Regions from separate parts of the Homo sapiens genome. Here regions 2 and 3 are each linked to region 1. Evidence: chromatin contacts called from ENCODE Hi-C or POLR2A ChIA-PET data. All regions are on one chromosome and are shown on one strand. Each heading gives the region's core, a stretch centred on a gene start or an enhancer-like site at or near the end of the contact. The rest is flanking DNA. Distances are from core to core; before and after follow the strand shown.

Region 1 (3,493 bases), core at 677-3,176:
AAATAGTTATTTTTCATAAAAATGTTAACATGTAATGTTTTTCTCATTTTTAAAGAAACTACATATTCTAATATTTCTTATATTAATTTTTAATACTGTAAATATCCACAGACACAACTCACATCTGCAAAAGCTTTCGAGTGTCCTCTTGTAAGAGCGTGAAAGCGTTGAGACCAAAAAACTTGAGAACCAAATGTCAGAGACCAGAGTTTGGCAAACTTTTCTGCAAACAGTCAGTGGGTAAACGTTTTAGGCTTTGTGGTCCCAAATGGTCTCTGCGGTAACTACCAAACTCTGCCATTACAGTGCAAAAGCAGTAACAGACAATACAGAAACAAGGGGCATCGTGGTATTCCAATAAAAATGTATTTATAAAATTGGCCCAGCCAGCCGCGGTGGTTCATGCCTATAATCCCAGCACTTTGGAAGGCCAAGGTGGGTGGATTGCTTGAGCTCAGGAGTTCAAGATCAGCCTGGGCAACATGGTGAAATCCTGTCTCCACCAAAAAATACAAAAAATTAGCTGAGCATGGTGGTGCGTGCCTGTGGTCCCAGCTACGTGGGAGGACTGCTTGAGCCAGTGGGGCAGAGGTTGCCATGAGCCAAGATTGAGCCACTGCGCTCCAGACTGAGCAACAGAGGAAGACTCTTTCTCAAAAAAAAAAGAAAAGAAAAGAAAAAAAAGTCCCTCAAGTAGGATTTGGAATTCAGGAAAGTCATAGTTTTCCAACCCCTAACTTGAACATTCTCCCCTGAATTGGTGATACCAGAAGCCAGATTATGTCACTCCACTCTCAGAATTTCCAGGGGCCCCCCTTTATCTCCAAGCCTTTGAAATGGTCTCTGTACTTACAGTTCCCTCTGCCAGCAATATTCTTCCTCAGCTCATTTCCTCATCTCCTTCAAGTCTGCTCCAATGTCATCTTTCTCAGGGGAACCTTCCCTGACAGGACTATTTAAAACCCTCCCCCTCTTTAATTCTGTCTATAGCACTTACCACTTCTGGGTATGCTCTATGACTAACTTATCACTTTTACTTACTGCCTGTCTTTACCCACCAGAATGTCAGCTCCCCGAGTGCAGGTTTGGTTTGTTCATCCCATCACTTCCAGCATCTAGAACAGTGCCTGGTATGCAGTTGGCTGAATATTTAAGTAGATGTGATATCTCTAACATGTGCCAGTGTTTTTTGGTGAGGCCAGCAAGCACTTATTGCCTCACAGGAAGGAATACACTGCTACTTGTCTGGTAGCTTTAAGTGCTGAGCGGCTCCTAAGCATTTCTGATGATCAATGACAACATTTACAATGTAGAAGAGTAAGCTTGAGTTACTTTACAAAAATTCATAAAATCAGTCTCACCTTTAAGTCGTATTTCCTATACACAGACAAACGGTGGCTGAATACATTTCTTGTAACTATCACATATATTTCAACTCCATCAACATTAAGCCGGTACATGCCCAAGAACTGGGGAAGAAGGGTGATCCCATGACATTCCACTATGTACTGCATAGGAGAGAAAGAAAAAGGAAAAAAACATCCAATCAAAAGATTGCTTCCTTAGATGTAAAATACATACGCCTATGGTGTTCATACAAAGTGAAAACCTCCAGCCATTAGGGTCTTATTTACAGAAAATGACCACATTTGTACTGCTTACCAATCACATCTGTGTTCACCATCTCTACACAGAAAAGAAAATTCAATTTTATCTCCAAACAGATTTTTTTCCAACATTCCAAATGGAATTTGTATGGTCAAACCTTGGATATGATCGTGTAAGGCAAGAGGACATGTGACTATCTTTCTCAAATTCCTTTTAAGGGATATTACACTCCACCTAGCGCCTCTGTCTTCTACCCCCAAAGCCCTGACTACAAGGCTGAGGCAGAGCAACCTGGCTGCTAAAATAGCTTCTCTAACAGTGTTGAAGTCGAGATGAAAGAGGAAATTGTGGGGAGCCCAGTGTTAGAAGCTGGGAGGGCAGAGCTAAGCTTCTCAAGAGAGCAGGGGAGAAGGGGGCAACCCCTGTGACCATAGCACCCTCGCTCCTGCTCTGCCGGCAGATGGGGACTGCCTTGTCCCTGCTGGTTTCCACCAAGTTAACTGGACAAGCCCAGGGTTGACACCATTTCCGAGGAGAGTTGCAAAAAAAACACAACACGACCTTGGCTGTTTTTCATGACCAAACTCCAGAGGGCCACAAGATGGAGCCACTTCTCCCTGAGAGCAGATTTTCATAAAACGGGTCCCTCTGCACTTCCCAAAGGAAGCTTAGGTTTTCCTTCCTTTAAAATCATGGGGAAGTAATATTTCAAAAAAGCTCTATGTCCACTGACACGTGTGCAATCTCCAGGATAATAAACAGCATAAATGGTGAGATTCCATTACTGTAAACACCATACATGTTGGGCATATTCAGAGATGCTAATGATGCAATTGGAGGGAATTCTGATCCTTTTCTACTATACTGCTTGAATTTTTCATTTTCTGTTTTTTTTTTTTTTTACAATGAGCATTTTATAAAAAATACAAAAGTAATTAAAATGTCCTTTCAAACTTCTTAGTTGTAAATACTGTTAATAATCAATTCTGATAATATTTAACCACCTTAAGAATGAAAAAGTCTTTGGTTTTGATCATTAAAGATAAACAGCATTGGTACTTGATTCTGATTTTTGCCATCTAGAGTTTTGGCAAGTTTTAAAGATGCCTCTTCCCTTTCTTTTTTCTTATTGACAATAACTGAGCTATAAATTTTAATCTCATGTAATTCCTGAGTAGAGTTTCACCTTGTTATTTGAAATTAGATGAGTGAAACATTTTCTATTTCCTTTCAAAATATAATAAATTGAGTTTTGCTAATGCAAAACAGGCAGTAAATAGCCACTGGGTGAAAAGAAAATTTCTCACATCTGATCTAGAGAAATGAAAAGGGGTTCTTGGCCTCTGTAGAAAGGTGGTTGGATGGGCCTTCAAACATGGAGACTGAGGAAGTCTAGTCTCCACGTGCAGTAGAGAGAACGTAGGTTTGCGAGCCAGAAAGGTGTGTGTGTGTGTCCTGGCGCCTCCATTTACGAGCTGTGAGATCTTGGGCAAGTTACCAAATCACTCCACAGTTTAGCTTCATTTTCCAGAAAAAGAGCCTAATTCCTACCTTGAAGGTTGTTTTGAGGGTTACAGGTAAGAGTATGTCAAAATACTTCACACGGTGCTGTGTACTATACTATACTGAAGATGATAATGATTATTTTCATTCAAAACTCTGTTAAGAAATTTTAATGTTACACCTGTTTTGTGCTCCCAACTGACATACAGACATGTACTGAGTGGGGTCTGCTCCGAGGCAGTTATTTTTGAGGCCCACAAGACACAGTCCCTGCCCCAGGGGACACACCGATTTTGGTTTTGCTGCTCAACCCCTCACTGAGCTCCCATCACGAACTACCTTTACAGAATCCCGCCATTCCTCTCTGATTCAAGTTGCTGTG
Region 2 (3,103 bases), core at 248-2,747, 170 kb after region 1:
AACCTTTGTAATTTTAGGTAAATTATTTAATCTGCAGAAGGCTCATTTGTTCATCTGTGCATAGACGGTCTGGAGAAAAACATCTCTAAGTTTCATTCAGCAGTAAATTTACAGATTCTCTTTTAAGGAATACACCTATGGTAAAAAAAAAAAAGGGTATATATCAAAATAGAACTATCAAACCTTTAGCTAGAGTCTCAATTAATAAAAATTATAGAAAAAAATTACCTATATCTACCTGGTTATAGGCAGAAGTCAGACTAGTTCACTGCATTTCCTATTTTGTTACAGTTCATTTCTAATTAAAAATATAATAAAATGAAATGACGGATCTGAAATCCTTTTAATAAAATAGTTGTTTAAAAGACTAAGAAGAGAGAAACTGGCAAACAATTGTGCTCATGATTAGCTCAACATTAGAAAACTACAAAGGGGTCGGGTGCGGTGACTCATGCCTGTAATTCCAGCACTTTGGGAGGCTGAGGTTGGTGGATCATTTGAGGTCAGGAGGTTGAGACCAGCCTGACCAACATGGTGAAACCCCATCTCTACTAAAAATACAAAAAAATTAGCTAGGCATGGTGGCACACGCCTGTAATCTCAGCTACTTGGGAGGCTGAGGCTGGACAATCTCTTGAGCCCAGGAGGTGGAGGTTACAGTGAGCCGGGATTGTGCCACTGCACTCCAGCCTGGGCAACAGAGCAAGACTCCATCTCAAAACAAAACAAAACAAAACAAAACCAAAAAAAAAAAAAAAAACTACAGAGGAAGAGAAAGGCATCCTTAACATTTGGTACATAGAGTATTTTCTTGCTTAATTTTTCCTCCCTTTTGAATGCTTTTATGTATAATTCTCTGAAAGACAGAAGCCAGAGGTAATTCTAAACATGTTTTAGTTGATCAGCTCAATAATCAACATTTATTTAGCAAATGAATGAATTTGTTCCAGGTTTGGCAGCAACATTTTCAGTTGGTAATAGGGATCTTGCATGTCCCATTTGCTTAATTAGCTATTCTAGCCTTTAAAAAAATTGGGGTTAACGTTTCATTTTAGTTAAGTAGAATACGGGAATAAATTAGACTTAACCTATACTGGTATTCTTTACTGATATGAGTGGCAATAAAAATTACCAAAATAACCAATTCCACATATGCATAGAAATGAGAGGCCAAATAGCATTGTGGGAAGAGGACAAGAATCTGAATGGGGCTTAAAAATCATTCAAAGTAGAAATTCAAATACAAAATGGACACTGTGTCTGGATTTTTAGCCTTATAAATTGCCTTCCTGAAACTTATGCCATATTAACTTTAAGAATTTTAAGACATACACACATCATTACAAATAATCCTTTGAGGAAAAGTAATTCATAACACTCACAGCATATGTCATTTTGAATTGAGTGTTTCTTGTGTCTTATCTTTTGACCTGTTAGCTATGTTTGGTGTTGGGGGTTACTTCCTCCTTCTTGAAACTCTTCCCTCCTCTAATTCTAAGACTGGCTCTTTCTTACTTCTGCTTTCATTCCTCTGGGTAGTCCTCACTGCCCCTTGCCCTACTTGTTCCTCTTGCCTCTTAAATGTGATTCTCTTTCAGCTTCCATCTTTAGCCTTCTCTTCTTACTCTGCCCACTCTCATCTACTTCTATGGTTGAGATTGCTCTTAAGCATATACTCGGTGAACTCCCAACTCTACATGTTTCATAGGGTTTAGATCTGTGTCCCCACCCAAATCTCATGTTGAATTGTAATCCCTAATGTTGGAAGTAGGACCTGGTGAAAAGTGATTGGATCATGGGGTCAGAGTTCTCATGAATGGTTTGGCACTATCCCCCCTTGGTACTGTATAGTCAGTGAGTTCTCATGACATCTAGTTGTGTAGTGTGTAGCAGCTCCCACCACCCAGCTTTCTCCTGCTCCAGCCACAAGACATGCCAACTACCCCTTTGCCTTCTCCCATGATTGGAAGTTTCCTGAAGCCTCCCCAGAAGCCAAGCAGATGCCACCATGCTTCCTATACAGCCTGAGGAACTGTGAACTAATTAAGTCTCTTTTTTTTATACATTACCCAGTCTCAGGTATTTCTTTATAGCAATGTGAGAACTAAGACCTCCTTGTCAAATCTCCAGCTCTTTTCCAAGTGTTAGATTCATGAATGTTCCTCAAACTCAACAAATCTACAATGAAACGCATTATTTTTTTCTAATAACCTGATGATTTTTTTTTTAATTTTGCTTTCATGGGTCTCAATTCCTGAGAAGACCCCACACGAGTCTCTGTATTTTAAGTCCTAAAGCTACTTTCCAGCCCCCAGTGGCCAACCCATGCAGTTTTTTCCTTGCCACAGGTCCCAAAGAGGCAATGATCATCACTTTATCCCTTGGGGTTTCTGCTGTGCACAGGACTCAATATCCTCTCGCTGCCTCATCCCAAAAAGCAAAAGGTCTTCTTTTTTTACTTTCTTAATTAAAGCATTGTATCAGGGAACAGAAAGTATATTCTCAAAATAACACAATGGGAAGTGAAATCATTCTTTAACAAATATTCGTGGATTACTACTTACTCTGTGCCAGGTGCTGGAAAAGGGGACATTGGCCTTTAGTTGACCTCTAAGTCTTGGGGGAAGAGGTGTATGGAAGGGAGGATTTGAGCTTAAGCAAATAATCACAGAAACACACATGACATTCCAACTGCACCAAGGGCCATGAAGAAGTGGTTCACAGAGTGAGTCCATAATGGGCATAATGGGGCAATGTAGTCTAGGCAAGTAGCTTGTGAGAGGCTTCTCTGAGGTATCTTATCCTGAGCCAATATCTGAAAGATAATGTGGTAGATTGATTGTGAAACTTGTCCTGACTCTTTCCGTCCTTTTACAAGGTGACTCTGTGACTCTTGCCATCAGGAGAATCTTTTTCATGATCTTTTACATTTGGGCTGACTTTGTGACTTACTTTAGCCAATAGAATGCAGGAGAAGTGATATTCAGTCTGTCAGTTCTGAATGTAGACCTTAAGAGGCTTAGTGTGTGGCCATGGAATGGAACCAAGCTGGAAAACACTCTGCAGGATATTATCCAGGAGAACTTCCCCAATCTAGCAAGGC
Region 3 (3,523 bases), core at 138-2,637, 190 kb after region 1:
AACTTTAAAACTTCATCTCAGGCAAAATCTTCTGAAATGTGACATGAAATTGGTGGTAGTCCTATGGAGAAGGAAGCCTGCATTATATAGTTCCCCTAAATGACAAGCTGTGTACATGTAACACACATGCACACACACATATTGTGAGGGTGTCTTCATTTGAAGTTAACTGCTAGGAAACAGGCCATCACTTTATACTAGGCATTGATGTTCTCACATCCAGGGGTCATTGATGCACAGGGATCTTTTTGTCTCTTTGGCATGTACAGTATATGTCAGCTCTAACAAGTTCTCCATCTATTCCACATGGAAAGGGAAGTCCAAGACTGTTTACAGAAGAGAAAGAATTCAGGGTAATTTTTGTTCTGAGGTTCTGTTTTCCTTCTGGTCTAGTTTAGTGGAGAGACTGAAGTATTATAAATGTCCACTTAGATGTGCTGCTCTCACTTCAAAGCATAAGATTCTCCAAATATATTTATCAAATGAAGAAAGGAGGCTGGGCGCAGTGGCTCACACCTGTAAGTCCACCACTGTGGGAGGCCAAGGTGGGCAGATCACGTGAGGTCAGGTGTTTGAGACCAGCCTGGCCAACACGGTGAAATCCCATCTCTACTAAAACTACAAAAATTAGCCGAGTGTGGTGGTGTGTGCCTATAATCCCAGCTACTTGGGAGGCTGAGGCAGGAGAATCGCTTGAGCCTGGGAGGCGGAGGTTGCAGTGAGCAGAGATGGAGCCACTGCACTCCAGCCTGGGCAACAGATTAAGATTCTGTCTCAAAAAAAAAAAAAAAAAAAAAAAAAAGAGAAAACACATGATATATTTGCATATTTCCATTGCTAGTAATAGATTAGTGTATAAACATAACGTTAAAAAATAAACTGATGCCAGTCGCATGGTGTATCTTAAATGCAAATGTCTTCCAGACCAAAATTACCAGTGTCTCTAGAGCAATGATATAAATAACATGTGCTTACTTTTCAACTTACAAAAGAAATGACAAGACTAATGAGTTTTTGGTAGTCTCATAAATACCATGTCTGAAAATAGTTCATCAGTTTTTGGGACTCATCCATGAAATGCTTACATATTGTTTCAGTAAGGTACACATTTTGTCACACTTTAGCGGTTTGGAAAGAGTACCATCAATAATGAGATTAAGGAGAATTGTACAATTTGCATGGGAATTTAGGTATGAGAGAATTCTCCTAACATGTAAAATATCTGCAATTCTGACATCTTAGTACATTTGCATGAAGGTAACTGAGGGCCAAAAAAGAAAAAGGCGCTATATTGTGTCAAACATGAGACCTCCCCTGAAATTCCCATTTCGGTTACACACTGTTTGCTACATCTGAAGATGAAATTGTTCTCTCACTTCCTTTTCTTTTGTTCCAAATCTGACCTCTGAAGACAGGCTAAATGGGCACCCAAAGAGGAAGAACATATTTGCAGCCTAGACCATTGCAGTTGCTATGTTAGGTGGTACAGAAGTCTTTTGTCTTGGCCAACAGTGCTGTAGTCAAGTCCTACATTCTGTGTGGGAGGCCAAGAAAGAGGCAATAACATATTTTAATATTTCGACCCTTCTTTGAAGTCAATATGAGTGTGGAGCGAGGTGTTTTGTAGCTATTAAATATATCTATCAAGTAAGACATTTTAGCTCCTGTAAAAATATATTATTTTTTGAAAGCTTATTATTGTTCTCAATTCTGATTCTAGGTAGCCGCTATCTTGCTAAAATAAATAGAAACAATGTTTAACAACTTTTAGGTTGTGTTCATAACATGCCAGATTTTAAAGTAGCCCAGACAGTTACGAGGACCTCTGAATTTTCAGTCTAACTTAATATTTCCTGAAAGGTCTGCCAAAAACTGCAGAGGGGGAATGCCAATTTTAAGTGCGTGTGAAGTTGGGAGGAGACAGGGAGAACTTTGCCTCTTTCTGTTCCAGATTAGGATACATAAAGAGTCAAATTTATTCTGGGCTGCCCTTTGCTAGAAACTGACAGCCCAGGCAGCTAACTCCTGGCCTCAGTGGAAGTTGCCTTAAAATCAAAGAACCTGTCCCTCTAGGAGGTAGGAAGGAAGGGGATCAGAGACAAACTAGGGGGCTCCTTTGCATATATTTCCAGGGATCAATCGCTTGTTGATATAGCTGGCTTTGCAAGTAGATCACAACTTGAAGTGTTTGAAAAAAATTACTTCCTTTTTAATCTTCCAAAGATGTTTTTAATACTGTTTCTCAGCGGAGGCCAATGGTGGAAATACCAATAAAATCTGCTGTTTGAAGAGCCAGTCCTCCCTAGGTCCTGCATCCTAGGCTCTGCTGTGCCGAAAGCATCCTTTTCCTGTGTTCCATAGAAGTAGTGGTTCATTCCATTTATTTGGCATAAAGGATATGCTAATTGTATTGCTAAATATTATTTTTATTTGCAAACAGATGGGAGAAAAGTTAAAGTGTTGTTAAATATTTGTAGGCTTCTGTTCTGTCTCCATAACTGAGTTGTAACTTTAGAGCCAGGTAGTCAAGAGTGTTGGCTCCAGTCCCATTGCCTGGGTTTAATATTGAGCTTTTTCTTCTCCTAACTGTAACCACATTATCCAACTTTTCTAAGCCTCAACTTAGCCATTCGTAAAATGAGAATCATCACAGTACTTCCCTGTAGAGTTATTGTGAAGATAAAGAAGATAGCATGTAAAGTGCTTAGCAGATGTGCCAGGCACATTGGAAGCAGTCAGTAAATGTTACCTATTATTAATTAATGTGTCCTTTGAGTAAGGAAGGCGTTTCTACTGTAGCAGAGGCAAAATACTGTAAAATCAGATTCTATCAGGTACCTGGCCATCTTCCTTTTGGTGACCCAAGTTGATGGGGAATTTGGAAGGTAGTGGTGGTTTGAAGCTGTTTCCTCCCTGTCATCTATTAAGGGAAAAGAGAAAAAAGAAGAGTGGTCTGGCTCTGAGAAAACCAGGTCAAGCTTTGTTTCCCATTTAGACATTCTGTGTATAAATGCATATCATGATTCCCAGAATTCCTTCATGACAGCTCCCTGAGTTAATGGTCAAGGAGGATTTTCTCAGGCTAGGCATACCCGGATCTGCCTCAGAAGAGATCGCCAAATAGTTCCTATTTTTGGCCTTTGGCTTAGAAAAAGGGGACAAACTGCTTTTCTCAAAAAGCTTTCTGGGACATTAAACAACTTTTTTTTTTTTTAAGAAGAGGAGATTGTTTAAAAAGGAAACAGCCTAGAAGGCTGTCCAATTTCACTCTATTAGGATATAATTTTTTTCTCTTGTGTCCTCTTTCTTAGACATTATTCTTCTCATTTTTCTAGTTTGTCTCCCAGCATATGTAAGAAACATAAAGAGCCAATAGGAGGGCACTAAATTTTTCCATTGGCTTCTTGGCCATTGTCTGGGGGACTGATGTGGCTGCTGTGGCTGGGGTTTCACTCAGCAATGCCTTGGGGCTGTGTGTGTGTGTGTGTGTGTGTGTGTATAAGATGAAGTCAAGTCTGGGCTG

The links. Hi-C counts contacts between places; a loop is a spot of excess contacts on that map. ChIA-PET counts read pairs that join two places held with the same protein, here RNA polymerase II (POLR2A). Pooled maps may share reads with other maps.
Region 2: a loop to region 1 is called in a pooled map, with 2.1 times the contacts of the local background. The contact joins two enhancer-like sites. A Hi-C loop is called at or near these places in 1 of 50 pooled maps. POLR2A ChIA-PET finds 5 or more read pairs at or near these places in 4 of 52 experiments (HEK293, WTC11, activated T-cell and 1 more).
Region 3: a pooled map shows a loop between it and region 1 (2.2-fold over the local background). The contact joins two enhancer-like sites. A Hi-C loop is called at or near these places in 2 of 50 pooled maps. POLR2A ChIA-PET finds 5 or more read pairs at or near these places in 4 of 52 experiments (HCT116, HEK293, HEK293T and 1 more).

What each region holds. Positions count from the first base shown.
Region 1 is chr10:22,571,950-22,575,442 of GRCh38, forward strand. PIP4K2A (phosphatidylinositol-5-phosphate 4-kinase type 2 alpha) reads right to left here. Exons shown (of 10, transcript NM_005028.5): 5 at 1,362-1,508. Among named protein-coding and RNA genes, the nearest start is that of LINC03027, 140 kb to the left of the region's middle. Within about 2 kb of position 1,927, at least 3 of the 41 ENCODE cell types and tissues checked have a DNase peak (open chromatin) inside an H3K27ac peak, as active enhancers do.
Region 2 is chr10:22,741,399-22,744,501 of GRCh38, forward strand. No RefSeq gene overlaps it. Among named protein-coding and RNA genes, the nearest start is that of PIP4K2A, 28 kb to the left of the region's middle. Within about 2 kb of position 1,498, at least 2 of the 41 ENCODE cell types and tissues checked have a DNase peak (open chromatin) inside an H3K27ac peak, as active enhancers do.
Region 3 is chr10:22,764,969-22,768,491 of GRCh38, forward strand. No RefSeq gene overlaps it. Among named protein-coding and RNA genes, the nearest start is that of PIP4K2A, 52 kb to the left of the region's middle. Within about 2 kb of position 1,388, at least 3 of the 41 ENCODE cell types and tissues checked have a DNase peak (open chromatin) inside an H3K27ac peak, as active enhancers do.